Linked DNA regions of Homo sapiens: region 2 is linked to region 1. A link is an interaction called in ENCODE POLR2A ChIA-PET data of the cell type or tissue named here. Cell type or tissue: CD4-positive, alpha-beta T cell. All regions are shown on one strand. Each heading gives the region's core, and the rest is flanking DNA. Links, peaks and the distances in the headings are about the cores only.

The links. ChIA-PET counts read pairs that join two places held together with the same protein. Peaks named below come from ENCODE experiments on the same cell type or tissue, not always from the same donor. Only the 100,000 strongest peaks of a DNase experiment are listed, where the experiment ranks them.
Region 2: POLR2A ChIA-PET joins it to region 1 with 11 read pairs; 5 of 35 experiments call an interaction of 5 or more read pairs at or near these places.

The regions. Positions count from the first base shown.
Region 1 is chr15:60,836,870-60,845,200 of GRCh38, reverse strand. All of the region lies in intron 1 of RORA (RAR related orphan receptor A), which reads left to right. Among named protein-coding and RNA genes, the nearest start is that of RORA-AS4, 77 kb to the right of the region's middle. In CD4-positive, alpha-beta T cell, for the core only: no CTCF peak of the experiment used is centred there; DNase peaks (open chromatin) are centred at 550, 3,890, 4,220 and 4,730; H3K4me3 peaks cover 3,205 bases; H3K27ac peaks cover 4,108 bases.
Region 2 is chr15:60,645,277-60,653,607 of GRCh38, reverse strand. The region is part of intron 2 of RORA (RAR related orphan receptor A); the gene reads left to right. LOC105370846 (a long non-coding RNA gene) reads right to left here. Exons shown (of 5, transcript XR_007064663.1): 5 at 1-5,959. Among named protein-coding and RNA genes, the nearest start is that of RORA-AS2, 32 kb to the left of the region's middle. RefSeq lists a silencer at 1,572-1,661 and an enhancer at 2,966-3,467. In CD4-positive, alpha-beta T cell, for the core only: no CTCF peak of the experiment used is centred there; a DNase peak (open chromatin) is centred at 3,527; H3K4me3 peaks cover 772 bases; H3K27ac peaks cover 935 bases.

The DNA.
Region 1 (8,331 bases), core at 144-8,143:
TCACATAGCAGGCAGTGCCACCCGGAAAGGCACTTCAAGGTTGCTGTATGACAACTAGTCTCACCTTCTCAACCTTTTCATTTTATACCAGTGTCAGCCACAGCTGGAGGACTTGTGAATTTCACTTTAACTATAATATTTAGTGAGGACACACACACACACACTCACACACTGGCACCCACAAAGTCTTCACTTTGAAACAAGGGTGGGTTTGGTTTCCTTCACTTATACAACTGATGCCTACCAGGGATATTTTTGTTTAGACGGCTCATTGGCCACAAACCGTTTCATTATGTGTTGCCCAGTTACCTTGGCTTCCTGCACATTCTTTTGAGCAGATAGTTCATCTCCTTATCTCAAAGAATTGTTTCCCCAAGTGTAGCCCTGGAGCCAATAGCTTTGATACCATCGAGGCAAGAAGGCATTAAACCACCTTTTTTGTAATTGTCTTAGTCTTACTTTTTCATGTCTGTTTCATGAAAAGTTGATGTGGTTAGATTTAAGCTGGGCCTCGCTGAGGGTATCATCTGTGCCTGGGGTTACCCACATCATCACGTGGCTTACCTTCCTTTGCAGTATGGTGATCTTATCTTCTTTGCTGCTTCTTGCCATAGAGCAACCAGCTCCTTCTAGCTCCTATGTGTGTGTGCATGCATACAAGTGTGCATTCGACATGCGTGGAGGCTTGCTCGTGGCAGCAGCTTGTAAAATGACACTTTACCATTCAGAATGAAAACTGGCTGGTTGGGGGCCTTTGCTATACTCTTAGGGGCAAACGACAACAACAACAACAACAACTCCTTCATTGGCTTTTCCATTTGGGAACTTGGAGCAAAGTTTTCCTTAAGTAGATGCATTTCTGTGTAGTTTAAAGTAGTAATTCTTTTGTTCCCTCTGTGTCCCAGTAACTGAGCTGACAACCCAGGGTACAAAGATGAATATGACTGAGTCACTGTCCTTGAGAGAGCCTCAGGACAGCCATAGGAGAAAACATGTTAACAAATAGCTAGAATTCAACTCAGGAAGGGCAGAGAGGTGCCAGGAACAGAGTTCTCTGGGAAGACAAGTGAGGGGACTAGGAGAGAAGAGCCAGAGGAGGCTATGAAAAGGAGCAGGCATTTAAACTCCATCCTCAAAGTCAAGTGCAGGTTTGCCAGTTAAAGAGGGGAAGATATTCCTGGTGGAGAGAATAACCAAAAAAAAAGTAAATGAAGATGTGAAAGTGTGGGCTATGTTTCCTGTGCCCTGAGCAGAGTAGGTATATTAGGGTGAGGCTGTAGAAAGATGGGCCAGCCCAGCTGAGGAAGGACTTAGTGCATTATCCTGAGATGTTTAGCATTCAGGGTATGCTTTAAGATTCAATCCAACAAGTGCACCAGAGACCCAGGAAAAGCAAAAAGAGACATTCACGGACCTTGCCAAAATGGAGAACTTTGCCTTCCCCAGCAAGACAGGGCTGTGCCAGCCGTTCTGTCCCTGGTTCTGACTCAGCCTTTGGCTTTCTTTTCATCAGTCATTTAACCCTCCGAGAACCTGGCTTGCCACGGTCAGAGTGTGAATCTTGAAAGCGTCCTTGACCCCTCCTGACAACTGTAAAGTCATGGGAAGAATTGCTCTTGTAACTCATCTTGCCCTTGGGCAGCTAGTGGACATTTGACCATGACACGTGTAACAAGAACAGTTGGTTTGTGTGGCTGCAGCAGCCACATCACAGGGAGAGGGAAAGAGCTCTCCGCCTGGGAGAAAAGGCCTTGGGAACTGTGTGGGCTCTACCACTCTGATACTGAATGACCTTGGACAAGTTATTTCTCTCCAGGCTCCGATGTCCTCACCTGTAAAATGAGGTACCTGGACTTTATGGCTACTAAGAGGCCTTTTCTCCCTTCTACCGTGTCTGATTCTGCCTTGACTCTTTAATTTTTAGGAAGTTAGAGTGCAGGAGACTGACCAGGGAGCGTCTCTGCTTAACATGGGGACTCTGAGATTTGTGCATGTTTGTGCTTTGAGCAAGGAAAAAACAAATCACCAAGTGGCCCAGCGAGGTTGTTCCTTCTTCCATTTCCTTGCAGCAGAACAGCAGGGGGAGGGAGAGCGGCAGAACCCAGCTTCTTGGCTGAGTAGATCTTGGGTTTGGACATTTGGAGAATTACCTTAGGAATGGAGTTTCACGAGGGGTGTGGTGGGTGAACGAGAAGGGTGGACAGAGAAAGAGGCTGCTGCAGGATGCAGAGAAAGAGCCCACGTTTCAAATGAATACAGCCAGCCCCAGCTCTTCCACCACCCACTCTCACTCAGCAGATGTGGCGGGCTGGCACTCACTGCCCATCTACTTGAAGCTTCCTGGGCTGCGTGTCTTCTTTATCCACCCGATCTTCTACTTTGAAGGCTGAGAACTTTCAGCTCATATGGATTGAGGACTTCTTAGAGCTCCTCTGCCCCAGGCACCAGTTTGGGTTTGGGAGGGGGTGACCATGACAGCCCAGGACCTGTGTGGAGGGTCGGGGGAGGGGTGTGACAGCAGCACAGGGCATCCGTTCAGGTAGAAGGGGCAGTGAAGGGGTCAAGAGCATGGGTTTTGACATCATAAGATCTGCAGTCCAATGCTCACCACTGACCACTGACCCACTGTCAGCCTTCTGAAGCTGCTTCATCTCTACAGGCCTGAAAATGGAAAGTGCAAGTAATGAAACTTCATGTAGGACTCTTGTGAGAACTAACTCAGGAAGCAATGCTTAACGCTGTATCTGATGTGTACTAAGTGGCCCATAAATCATAAATGGTAGCTTTGAAAATATCTATTATGATTAATGCTTTGAACAGTAAGTTAGGGTCAAGATGTAGAAGTTTCTGTTTGCTGAGACTAGGTATTTGGACTTTATCCTGCAGCCCATGGGCAGCCAAGGAAGATATTCCTGCAGGGATGATATTAAATAAATTGCTGTTTGGGGAAATCTTCACCTGTCATCAGTTTGGGGAGAAAGGAGGAATGTTGGCAAGGAGGCTCTGTCAGTATCCAAGCAAAGTGGACGACGGCCCTGGGGTGGTAGAGAAGGGAAGGGGGTGGAAAACACAAATTCGTGAACTTTAGAAAGGAAGATGGCTGAGGAGCAAGGGATGGGTCAGCTTGGCAACCACAGAGAAGGAAGAAGGGGTCAAAGATATGTTTTGAGAAGGCATCCGTGATGGCAGTGACCCAAACTGTAGTGCGAGGGGAGGAGAGACAGTGCTGTTCTCTCTCCTGGGGGAAGGCCACCATCTGGGATCACTGGACCCAGGTCCCACGCCCCCAAGGGCACTGCTTGGCACATTGATTCATTTGTATCCTGCTTTTCTCAAAAAGGTTTGAGGCTGTTTTACACCAGATACAGTGGATGGTTTCTACTTTCCTCACAAGTGACAATGAGCTGAAACTGTGACAACCAAAAAAAAGGAGATAAAGGGCGGAGCACAACATCATGACGGGGAGGAGAGAACGAGGGCAGAAAATGGACTGACCAGGTGTGTGGAGGGGTGTTGGCTCCACCTGTCCACTTGTGGCCTTCGAATTATTCCATCATTTCTAATCCACTCCCTTTGCGAGGGAGGAATCCCTCCAGGAAAAACAGAAAAACCAGGTCTTTCTCAATAGCATTTTTACTCTTCCTTTCCTGTGCAATGTCAGAAGCAATGGCAGGGGCCTCCTTCTCCAGAACCAATACAGCCCCCAAGAAAGGAGAGAGAGAGAGGGAGAGAGAAAACAAGAAAGAGCCACAGAAAGGGAGAGAGAGACAGAGAGAGCCCATTGCCAGTAGGCACTGCCAGGCGAGCTGCTGGTTGGATGGCTGTGGCCGCGGCAGCCACAGGACGATCCAAATTGTGGCTTTGCTTCCTCTCTCTTTCTCTTTGGTAGCACACAATCACTCAGCCCTAGATTCCTCTGTGTTTCATACCCAGGAGGTCAGGGAGGGCACCTTGTAGTGCCTGAGGCCCCGAGAGGGTTCACAGCCACCTGAGAAGTGTTTGCAGTCTATGGGTGTGTGTTCTTTCTCCAAGCTGTGTCAGCTGTGGGATGGCGTGGAGAGAAAACAAGAAAAAGTTGTTTCCCTCAGCTCTCTGCTGAAAAAATGCTCACGGGGAGTCAGTCAACATTTGGTAAGTACGCTGAATGTTTTTACTTTCAATGCCTAAATTTCTCTGGCTTCCGTAAGGTATCGTTGTCGAGGAAGGAGGTGGTATTGTCGCTACCCTCCCTCCCCGTGTGGTGTGACAGCAGAGATAGTTATCTCTACACCCAACTCAGTGTTGCTTTTTTTGGGTAACAGCTTTCGAAAAACTATCGCCTGGGCTCCAGCTGGTCAGGCTTCGATGGCAGTTGCCACAGTGCCAGGCAGGATGCTTTGTCAGTCAGGCTGCCGGGCCACGGAGACAGGATTAGGGGATAATGAAGGCATCCTCCCCTTGTCACAAACCAGAAGCTAAGCCCCCCATTCCTGGGATGTCCAGAGAGGCTGGGTAAGAAGATGTGCTGTGAACACAGAGCTCATTCGCTCTTCTCCTCCTTCAGCCTAGCAGTGGCGGGACACATGCAGTGTCCCTCTCTGGAGGGAAAAGGCAGCTGAGCAAACATCTCACTCTCTTGATTCTTTTCTAAATGGGACTCCTGAGGTCCAGAGTCCTGAACCATCTTTCCCAGAGCCAAGCCTCTGCTGGTGAGAGTGGGGACAGGGTTCTATGAGTCATGGCTGCAAATCCATTGTCTGGAGACTTCTGGTTAAGGGCAAAAGGCCTGGCTTCACAGCCACAGATCTGAATCAAATCTTGCCTAAGAACCTGGGGAATTTTGCCTTCACCTGGCCCCATGTTGAGCTCTCAATCTCCACCAGGCCTGTGTCAGAGCCCTCTGGGGCAGGTGCAGAGGACACTGGCTGAGAGGACCAGGCACCAGAGGAATAGGCATCCTTCCTTTCCCTCTGATGAGCCCTCCGAGTCAAAAGTGGACCACCCAAGAAACAGGCTGTCAAAGGAAACCTAGTTCTCATACTAAGGCAGCAAGTGAGGTGAACCCCAGAAACAGTTCTAATTGCTGCTGCAGACCCAGGTCTCTTCCTCCCTCTGAGAGCCATCTTAGGCCCAATTCTACACACTCAGACCCCGCCCATCATCACAGCTTTTATCCCTTGGCTGTTCCCAGACTCTCCCTCCAGCCCCTGCCTGCTACCCACAACAGGGCGTAACTCTTACTTCCTCCTCCAGTCTCGGCATCTGCCTTCTCTATTTACATTTTAAAATGTTTTTATTTAAATAGGCAAACAGCAAAGATCTAAGAGCACCTACTAGATGCCAGCCTTCATACTAGACACTCCATACCTGCACATAGACATATATGATATATGCACATATACATAAGCATGGGATTTTATTTCCTCCCATGCTTCTGGTGCCTGTAAGTGAACACAGGACAGGGCCACTGTGTCTCACAACTCCATGGGGAGTCATTCACCGTGTAGGCTGTACACTGTGCTCTAGCCAGTGCCAGTCTCATGGAATACAATGGTGCTCTCTGGAGTTACAAACTCATTATACCTACCCTGGTTCCTCTCTGCCACGTGCACTGTACAGATGTGCATTGATATAATGCAGTGAGTAAGGGTGTGATTGCTGAACTCCAGGCAGACTTGCATTCAAGTTTGAGCTAGACTATCAATATGCTGTGTGGCTTTCTGTGAGGTATTTAATCACTCTGAGCTTCCTAGGAGATATTAGGTTGGTGTAAAAGTAATTTCGTTTTTTGCCATTAAAAGTAATGCATTTATTTTTAGTGTGGTTTGATAAATTAAGTAAAGAAATACAAATGAGATTATTCAGTGAGGTACATAAATGGTCAATATGTAATTTCAATTATTATCATCATCTTTAATGTGATTATTGTTTAGTCAAAATTGTCATTATATTCATTAAGGGTACAATATATTAATACTATTCTTACAATGCCTGACACGTAAGCACTTAAAAAATATATGTTGAGGCCAGGCGCGGTGGCTCACGCCTGTAATCGCAGCACTTTGGGAGGCCGAGGCAGGTGGATCACGAGGCCAGGAGATCAAGACTATCCTGGCTAACACGGTGAAACCCTGTCTCTACTAAAAAAATACAAAAAAAAATTTAGCCAGGTGGGTGTGGTGGCGGGCGCCTGTAGTCCCAGCTATTCAGGAGGCTGAGGCAGGAGAATGGCGTGAACCCAGGAGGCGGAGCTTGCAGTGAGGAGAGATCGCGCCACTGCACTCCAGCCTGAGTGACAGAGTGAGACACCCTCTGAAAAAAAAAAAAAGTATATGTGTGTGTGTGTGTGTGTGTGTGTGTGTGTGTGTGTGTGTGTGTTGAATGAATGTTTTGAAGGATGACCAGGTGGAAAGCCAAATGCTCCCTTGAAAGGAAAAGAAGAAAATTGTCTGGGGGAACTGAGTTAAACCCAGAAGACACTGAAGTTTTTAACATGATTTTGGTTAAACCATGTGCCCTGGAAACTGAAAGCAGGGAGGGAAATCTTGAACTGGCCACACTTTTTGATACCTACAAATAAAAGACGCCATTACGTCTGGTGTGAGTGGGGTTCCCCATGAACCTACTGTGGCTTCTGCCACTTTTTTTTCTAAAGAAAACTTCAGAAAGAGGGGTCTTTCAGTCTGGAGGTTTCAGGTCAAGTCTCATCTTGCACAGAGACAGAGTGGCAGCCCTGCACCACAGAGGCTGGCCCCATGGCCCGGTGACCTGCTGCCTGTCTGCTTGGACAGCATACCCTCAGTGGGGCAGGTGGCAGGATGTTCCTCTTTCCCATGCCAGACATCTGGATGTCTGGAAACAGCTGGAGAGCTTTTTCCCTTTCTGTTCCAGATGTTTGGTGCTATGTGGTCATAGAGTAAAATCCCCAGCCCAGGCCATGTCTGGGTCAACAAATTACACCTGTTTTCTAGGGTTGTTGGTAGATAAAGCAGACTCTAAGGTCTGGTGTGGAACAGCATGCTGGAGAGTAGGGGTGGCAGAAACAATAGGATAGAGGTCTAAGGGGGTAGGGAACACAGCTCATCCCACCACTTGGGATGGCTCGAGTGGATCTCAGAGGCAGTAAGAACAGAGTCTGTATTCAGAGAAGGACTTGGAAGCCAAGCCTTGAAGGATCTGGATGGTCCACTACGCTCCTCTTCATGGGATAGAGCCGGGTTGTTCATTTCTAAAAGCCCCTTCTCAAGTATTTTCAGACGTTTTCTCTGCCAGCTCCCATGCTAGGCAACAAGGACACAGACATGAAGGAGGCAGCTCTTGTCCTTCAGGCTGTACCTTCACATGCCAAATGCCTGCATGCAAAGCGGACAACTCAATTGCTCCCAGAGGTGTCCAAATATCCAGGTTTTTGTTTTTTTTTTCTGGCAACCTGAGAAGAAACAATCAGATGCTAACTTGTTTAGTGGAGCCGTTTATGATTTCACAGCGGATGAAGACAGTAAGGACTGTGTCCCCGGTGAGCTCTTTAGCGGGGGAAATGGTGCACAAGGCTGTGTTCAACAGGGAAACCAAGGGCAAGGCTACAGGCCAGCCTGAGACATGACTTAGAGTGGGTGCGCCCCTACACTCCAAACAGGCTCCCCATGGAAGGCAGGGCAGGAGGTGGCGATTTTCTTGCTTTGTGTTTTTCACATGTGGAACTTGTAGTACCTGCTACCAAGCCTGAGCCTGTATTGACGTGTGCAAGGAGGGGTGAGGTTGGCAGTGTGCTGCGTGCGCATTGATTGATATATGTGCATCCTTCTTGCTTCGTAATTATTAAAGCCCCACCTGTAGAGGAGCTGGTGTTCGCCAAGCTTCATTTCACATCTGGAATCACCTCAATCAAATAGGCTTCATTTTTTTCCTAGTCAGTTGCTTTTTCTAATTTGATATATTGACACAAACATAGGAAATATGGGAAAGAAAATGAATAAGAAAGAAAGAGTTTCAGTGACAGGAAGGAAGGGCCAAAGACAAAGTTCAAGAGGGCCTTAAAAGTCAACGAGGGGGTGCGGCATGATGGCTCATGCCTATAATCCCAGCACTTTGGGAGGCTGAGGTGGGAGGATCTCTTGAGCCCAGGAGTTTGAGATCAGCCTGGGCAACTTAGCAAGACCCCATATCTACAAAAAAAAAAAAAAGGTCAAGGTATGAATATGAATTTTGTATGTGAGCATGAGTTTAGGGAGCCACTGAAGGATTTTTCAACAGGGAAAGGCCCTGGTCAGATTTGCTATGTAGAAGCATTGCTGGCTGCAATGTACACAAGAATGTGGGCTGGTGCCTAAGAGTAAAGCAAAAGACATGGAC
Region 2 (8,331 bases), core at 101-8,100, 190 kb after region 1:
TATCCGTAAAAGTAAGATAATAATATCTGGCCGAATAAATAACATGTTGGTATAAGTATGTGCTTCCTCCATGCCTGGCCAATCAACATGCAGTCATTCATAGCAGTCACTTTGTGATGAGGGTGAGGACGGGAGCCCTAGGCTTAGCCCTCCCATCACTCCTTGTTGTACGAGTGCACTTTGTCTTCTGTGGTTTCCCTTGATATTCACTTTGGCCAAACAGAAGACACTGGTTTGTACTTCTGATTTGCTTCATGACCTGAACATGTTCAAATACGCACACACACACACACACACACACACACACACGCATGCACCTGTACACATTATGCCAAAGGACGACCTTGTATCTGTGGCTCATATGTGGCAGCCAGTTTTCCCAGCAAACTCAAGCACTCTAATAAGGGTTTGGGCTTTGCCCAATCAGTTGAGATTTGTCTGCAGGCTCATAGGTCATTCCCCCTAGCAAGCTAAAAAAATCACTTTCAAAGTGGTTCATAACCTGTAGAAACGAAAGCCCACAGCGTAACATCTCAGGTAAAAAATCCAGTGTCACTCAGATCACGCTTACGGGCTGAAGTCTGGTGATTATGAAGTGAACTCTGTTGTTGCAAACCTGTGTGAGCATCAAAGCCTGTCATCACTTTTATTGGCAGGTGCCATGGGCTCAGACAGCAAGAGGGCAGGATGGGAAAGTGCCACTGAGCTAGTCAAACAGAGAAACAATGGAGAGGAAGAGAGCAAGCACCAGCATTGAGCATTTTGATTTTTCTAAAAATGGACCTATTTGTATAGCGGGAACTAATTAAAACTTACGGCCATGTGGTTTGTGTTAAATGTTAAGTGTTTCAAAATGGTTAAATGTGTTCTGTGCACTTGATGGAAATGGGATTCTCTACCAACTAATTGAGGGAAGGGGGAAAACATGGAAGGGATTAGTTTTCTAGAAGGAAAATGAAAATGAAAAAATATGATGCCAATTTACTTTTCTTCCGCATAGGGGATTTGAGAAGATTTATCTTAGCTTTTCTGGAAGGACACATATGCAAATCATAGAACCATGGAATTTCAAGATTAGAAATCCTTTGCAGTGGCCAGTCTAAACTCCTGTCTATTCTCGGGATCTACCACCCTGCATCCGGCTTATGCGCAAAACCTGTCACAGAGAATATTCACTTCTTCATTTCTTTTCAAGGCAGCCCATTCTATTTTCGAGCCAATCTGGCTTTTAGAAAGTTCTTCTGTCTACTAAGTAGGCAATCTGTTTTTTTACAGTCTCTACCCATTGGCCCTACTTATGCCTTTCTTATGCTTTTAATTATCTTTAATAATTTCACAGTTGGAAAAATGAGCTAAGTTGGGTTAAGTAACTTGTGCATTATTACATAGCTACTAAATAGCAGGGCGAGGATTTAAATCAAGGTCTGCCAGAACTGCACGTCTCTTGTTCTTTCCATATGTCACCCAACCTTTCACTCTAGAGGAAAAAAAAAAAAAGGCAGTCTGCTACCTAGCACAGAGGACACCTAACAGGAAGTGAAGGAGAGGTTGAGATCAGAGGCGGGAAGGGAGAATTGGTGAGTGGAGTGATGGAACAAGGTAAAAGGACACCCCTCTTTGATCAGGGCTACACTTTCTTAAGCCAGGCCCCTGTGGTTATCTCAGTGTAGCTCACATCCAGCTATTGACAGCTTTCCACCTGGTGACATGCTTAACGGCCCATGAAATTCTAGCCCTCAGGGCTCAAGCCTGATATTTATGGTTCCCCACATAAACCTAAAGTGGATTGTAAATTTATCTCTCTCAGATTTAGGTGGCTAAAGTGGCTGTTCAAAACTCTGCAAGGGAGAGTGGCCTTTATGGACATGTTGTACTAACTTTTAAAAAGACTGGGGCTGAAGGAGGGTGCAGAAAGCTGTGTGGTTTGTGGGAATGCTCCCAGAAGCCCCCTGGAGTGGAAGCCTTTTTGGTATTGATGTTATGGGGGAAGGGCGGTTGGGTAAAGGGATGTAGCTTGATTTTGTTCCATAGAATAGTGGCATGTTTTGTGTAATCAAAAATCTGTTACAATGAAAAAACCATGAAGGTTTGCAAAGGAGCAATCAAGGGAAGCTGTTCAGCTTCGGCAGGAAACTTTTTCTAAGCTCCAGAGTATGCCAAGTGGATATTGACATAGCTAAGTATGTATGCAGCGGGACATATGTAAATAGGAATACTCTATGTTGAAATCTGGACAAACCTTACTGAGACCTTCTCCAGAGGCAAGCAACGTGTGGTATTTATATGAGATTTGATACATCTGGAAACAGCGGCTTTTTCATCTCTTGCTTCTCGGAGATGAACTTGCACCATATGCAGGGTGTCACTTAAATTTCACCGGCAAGTTCTGACATGTACGTTTAAGAGAAAACTTCCATATGTTTCCATGAAAGGATGGGGACATAGTAACAACCACCAAAGTGATAATATTTCCTCTGCCTCACATCCGCTCCCTAATCAAAACTGTTCAGTATTCTACTCCAAAAGTTTCTTCCTCTTTCCACCGCTGACAATATGCATTGTTAACGGAAGGGAGTGGTCAGGGGCTGTGTGGCGTATTGGAAGGGACTCGGACATTAGAGGCAAAAGGACCCGGGTTTGAATCTTAGCTTTTCTATGTATTTATTGTATAACTTTGGGCTTGTTTCTTAATCTCTAAACCTCAATTTCCTAATCCATCAAAAGGGGATTAAAAATACCAACCAAAACATGGTTATGAGGATAAATGGCACGAAGAATTGAAAACTAAATAGATTTATAAAACAAAAATATTGTTTGCAAAGGGTTGGCATAGTTCCTCCTTTATTCTGGAAGTTAATTTGCTTGGAAATTCAACCATGTACTAAATCTTCCTCCCTAGGGACCAACAGAAAATTGCAAACTCCTGAGTGGAAACCTTCACGAGGGCTCCGCAAATTGGTGCTCTCTTCTCCTGGTTTCATCCCGCAGGAAGAGACAGTCTCCCTATATGAATGTTCACACCATGAGAAACCTTTCTCACCCTCTCTCCGTGGAATTTCTCTCCCCAATTTTTGAGATATCCTCGACTCAAGGCCAAAGCAGTGGTTTGAAAGGTGTTTGGAAACCAATGTGAACCATCGTGCTTTCCCCTCCCCCACTCTGGGGGTGGGATTTTCAGGCCAACTTTTCTGAAGCTACTTGTGAGTTAACCTGAAGTTGGAATGCCCTCCTGAGGTCGAGGCATAAAAGCCAGCAGCGTAAATAGAAACTGAAGCTGAAATAACCATAAATGTTCTCGAACAACTTCAATAGAGAAAGCCTTGTTTGATCCTCTCTAAGCTTCCTGAAACCAAGCTGAATATTTGTTTGTTTTGTGGTAGCTCCACTTTTTTTTTTTTCCTCAGGCCTTTTAATGCATGGCTGTTGGTTTCTGTTTAAAAGGAAAATGCTTTTTCTCAGTAACGATGTTCACATTCTGAAGTTGGTGATACCCACTTCTAAAGGCCATTTTATTGTAAAGATAAAGTTCTGCTAAGTCTTAGGATGAAAAGATAAAGGATGTGGTCAGTTACCATGACTCGTGCTTACCTCCCAAAGTGTGTCATTTGGTGCACATACCTCAAAACGTGTGAACAGAAAGTTTCTAGGTTTATTTTTATACATGGAGATTTGATTCCACGGCAGAGGGAGGGTGTCAAGGTAAATGACTGTGCAAAAATGACAGAACTGCATTTTGAGCTTTCCGTTGCCAGAGATACAAAGGCCAAGTTAAGGTGAGTTTGCTATTCGATTGCTTTTTGAGGGGTCTATTGGTAATTACCACTGCTGTTTAATATTGCAATATTCATGGGACCTCAATGTTTACACAGCTCCATGGATGCTCAATCCAAATTAAACACGCCCAAGAACAACACAGGGAGAAAACACCTGGGGGCAAAGTGAGGGGCTGCAGTCACAAGTGATCAGATCTTTTGCAGAAGATAGCAGTAGAGGGGCCCTTCCTTTTGGCCTCCTTTCTGGCAAATGTGTTTCAACACCGTTAAACTACATATGATATTGGACTGATTAGCAACTCCTAACACAGAATGTTCTGACGTTAGAAGAGCTAGGAAGTGGCGTGTCAGGGCTGACATGCATGGCAGAGTTTTCAGATACACATACAGTGTTTTTTTCTACACCCTGCCTCCAAAATGTCAGTGTCCCTAGGTTTCTGTTTGTTGCAGAGCCCCTCAATATGTGTGTGGGAGGCAGCACTTGAAGCCAAAACAGTAATGGCCAGATCTTCTGTCTGCAGCCATGAACACAAGGAGAAAGTGCCAGGTGTCAGGAGCAAGAATCTTATATGCCGGGGATTTTTTTTTTTTTTCCTGGAAGCAACTGGAAACCAACTTAGTGACACTTAAGTCCTTCACCTGCTACATGACTTCAGCCAGTGTATGTGAGTCAGAGTGGTACCAAGAAGGGCCCTCATCTGAACAGCCACAAAAGTGACGGGCTATGGCTTGGAATGGGAATATTATACTGTGTTCAGAGTCACGGCAACTTGAACTTGGCAGCCTTATCGGCTTCTGAGATTATGAGTGCCCCACAGCCAAGAGCACCTGTGAGGAGAGTTGACTGTGGAGTGGGATATAGATTGAGAAACCTCTTTCATAGCTGACAATCCATGTAAACTCCTTTAATATGTGGATGGTTAAGTAGCAGTTTAAGTGTTGGAATTACCTGGCCCTGCTTTACCATCTTCTATATATTCAGTATAAGACACACTGGGAATTACTGAAAGCTTCCCTCTCCCCCCTCAAAAAGAGTGGATGGTGCTTAGAATTAAGAGGATGTTTCCAGGGTGTCTTTCGTTTCCATCATCAAAGCAGATAAAATTAACTCTATTAGAAACTGAGACCCCCTCCGTGAGGTATATTAGTCATAAGTTCTCTTTGCAAAAAGGCTAGTCTTCAGAGGATTGTTAAGATCAGATTTCATGACAGACATGTTTCAACATATTTGTACTTCTCTGAACATGCTACATTTGCTCTCATGTGTTGTGATTAGCTGGTTTCAGTGTTTAATCCATGGCATGTGGCATTTTTCTGTAGTAGTGTTTCTGTGGAAAACTTTATCCTAGGCTTGTGGAAGACCAGTTATAACGCTTTGGATAAAGTATGTCCAGCATTTCTAAAAGCTGCAGTTTCCTAAGAAAATGATCTACGGGCACCTAAGGTTAAAATCTTCAGAATTATTTTTTGTATTTTCTGAAAGTGATTTTTAAATGAAGTTGAGAAATGGTACTAACAATGCATCCAATATTGATATAATTAGAATATGCATCATACTCTACTAAAGCCAACCTTCTTTAATATGTTCATATATAAACATAAAGAGGTATGTGGTTTATTGTATATCCAATTTTTCATTTATCTGCACCTTCTTCAGGATCATATTTGGAAGGCACCTACGTGCTCACTTGCAAACAGAATGAGACACCGTCATGCTTTCTAAAGCGTGTTCTCTCCTGCCCTCCTCCTCCTCCCTCAGTCTGCCTTATATTAAGTTAGCCAATCGAAGTCAGCATTACAGCCTCCCCTTTGGCCTGTGTTCTCCATCCTCCTTATATAAGCCTTGGTGTCCCCACACCTCTTCACAGCCACCTGGTCCGGCAGCCTGTAATAGCTGTCTCACTCTTCCTCCTCCTCACCTGATGCCTGCGGCTGACCCAACTGCCTCTGGGGTGTGATCCCACAGATTCTGAAAACAGCTGCAGCAGGCTGAGGGTGGCTTCCTGGTCACGTTCATCCAGATACAGAGAAGGCTCTATATCAATAATGGGCATCCTCTGATGTGTACTTTTCTCTCAACAGTAAACACCTTATATGATGTTTTTCAGTATCTCCTGAGTATAAGGTGCTGGGCTCTTCTCTCTTTCTGAACAGTTCTGGTTCTTTAGTCCTAGTGCAGAGACAGCCTTTGTGATTAAAAGACAAAAAAATGTACTAGTAATAATAAGATTTTCCAAGGCAGTCACCCAGTCCTCTCTTCTGGTTTGTTTTTCTGTCTTTCCCTCACCTCCTCACTCCTGCCTTGGGACCAGTTGTGCTTTTGCTCAATTCATTCAGCAAACAATTAGCAACAAAGCTGCAGGCTCTGGCAGTGATCAAAACGCTGGCTGAATCTGCCAAGGTCTTCCAAGCACTTAGAAGAAAGGCCAGGATCCGCAAAGCCAGGCAGATTTCGGGTGTCACCTATGCAGGGCTTCATAAGTCTCTGTCTTTTCTGGCTCAGGGAACTACCCCATGGGGTCACTCACAAACGTGTATGCCTTCCCTCTGTCTTCTATCTGAGTGCGGCTTAAGGGTATAAGCACTAAGGAAAAAGCTTAAGCCATCACAGCATATCTGAGCATAAAGGAAAGATAGATAAAGTCCTTATACAAGAAAACTGAGGCCTAGAGTTGGCAAGCTATACCCAGAAAGTTAGCAGGAAGGGCCACAGAATGTACTCGAACAAAAGCAAGAATGACATGGCCCATTTCCCAGTCAATACCAAGTGAACCATTTTGGAATGAGAATAGCTAGTTACATCTCTTGCTAGACTCCTCTTCCAGGTCATAAACACCTCCTACCAACAGGTTACTGAGCCCAAAAATAAATATGGGAAATTTGCGTGTATGCTGCACTTTGTATTTTCTGCCTCCTTCTCAATCCTTAATTAAGCTCCGCAGCCACCCTGTGAAGCCGGTCATTATCACTGGGTGAGGAAACGGAGTCCCACAGGAGCTATGTGACTTGCCCAAGCATACGAGCCAGACAGGCTGGGCAGGGTGAGACTTTCCAGTTTCTGATGCCCACGCCCCATGTGCAATCCAGCCTCATCACCCTGGGTCTTGGTGCAGGGAGTAAATAAACAAATGGTCACATTGCTTTTACTTCTGGAGAGCAATGGGTTCTTATTCAAAATAGGAACAAGGGGCAAAACAAATGGCAAGTAGTAACAAAAGTATTGGGGGACAGTGGTGCCACCATTCGGGGGCTTGGAAGTCTGGTCTTTCTGAAGCAGTGCATTCACTTTTAAGTTTCTCTTTATTGTTCACATACCCGGGTTTTATTCAGCAAAAGTGACACATGTCTCACTAGGCAATGGGAATTCAAAAGTGATACCATGAGGTCCACCTTGTATTAAGGTTCAAAGTCATGTGATCCTATGTGATACAGGCTGTAATAGAGAGATATCTGGAGAAATATAGAAGTTCAGGAGAGGAAATTACCCTCCCTGGGGAATCAGGGAAGGTTCCATAGATAAGGTGACATTTAAATAGAATCTGAAAAGATGAATTAAGAGTTTGCGAGTTGGAAGCAAGGAAAAAGAGCATTTGGGCAGCTATGGTAGAGGTTTGATAAATTATGACTTCAGAGTTTACCCCCATATTCAAATCATGTTCCCTATAACTTACAGTGGAAAACTATGAAACAATAAGCTTGGCCCTCAACTCTGGTGACAAATAAACTCTCCCTGTCCTTTGAGATGTCCCTCAATGTACTTTTCCAATGCCAAATGAAGGTCAAGACTTTGCCAGGGTGTCTGAGAATTCCTAGCTTTCAGAGCATACGGGCGAGGCCCCGAAGTTGTGTTTTCATGCTCACATATGGTGCGGAATTTCTGCTTTTTACTGATTTGTTTCAGTTTATCCAGATATCTTTTACATAGAGAAGTGTGTATATGCGTCTGTGTGTATATGGCACGTATATGTATATGCTGTATATATGTATGATAACATATAACGAAATCAGCCCCTTAATTTTTTAAAAAAAAAAAAAAACCCTATTTCACTGAACATTTTACTGCAGTGGGAAGAAGAGGATGGGTAGTAAATAATGGGCTTCCTTCACATTAACACAAATGACTTCTAATTGATCTGTAAGGAAATTGGTCACCTTGGCTGATGCCTATAATCCCAGCACTTTGGGAGGCTGAGGCGGGTGGATCACTTGAGGCCAGGAGTTCGAGACCAGCCTGGGCAACACGGTGAAACCCCGTCTTTACAAAAAAATACAAAAATTAGCCAGGCGTGATGGCGCATGCCTGTAGTCCCAGCTATTCAGGAGGCAGAAGCAGGAGAATTGCTTGAACCCAGGAGGCAGAGGTTGCAGTGAGCCAGCAGAGTGAGACTCTGCCTCAAAAAAAAAAAAAAAAAAATTTATCTGTCAAGACCTTGTTGTTAGAATCTTCTAGCAGCTGAGCCACTGTAGATTTTTTTTTCATCATAGCCATTTTGCCACATGCCCTTTCATCTCCCTCCTTTGTCCTTTTTGCCACTCTCATCCATCTTCTCTCTCTCCC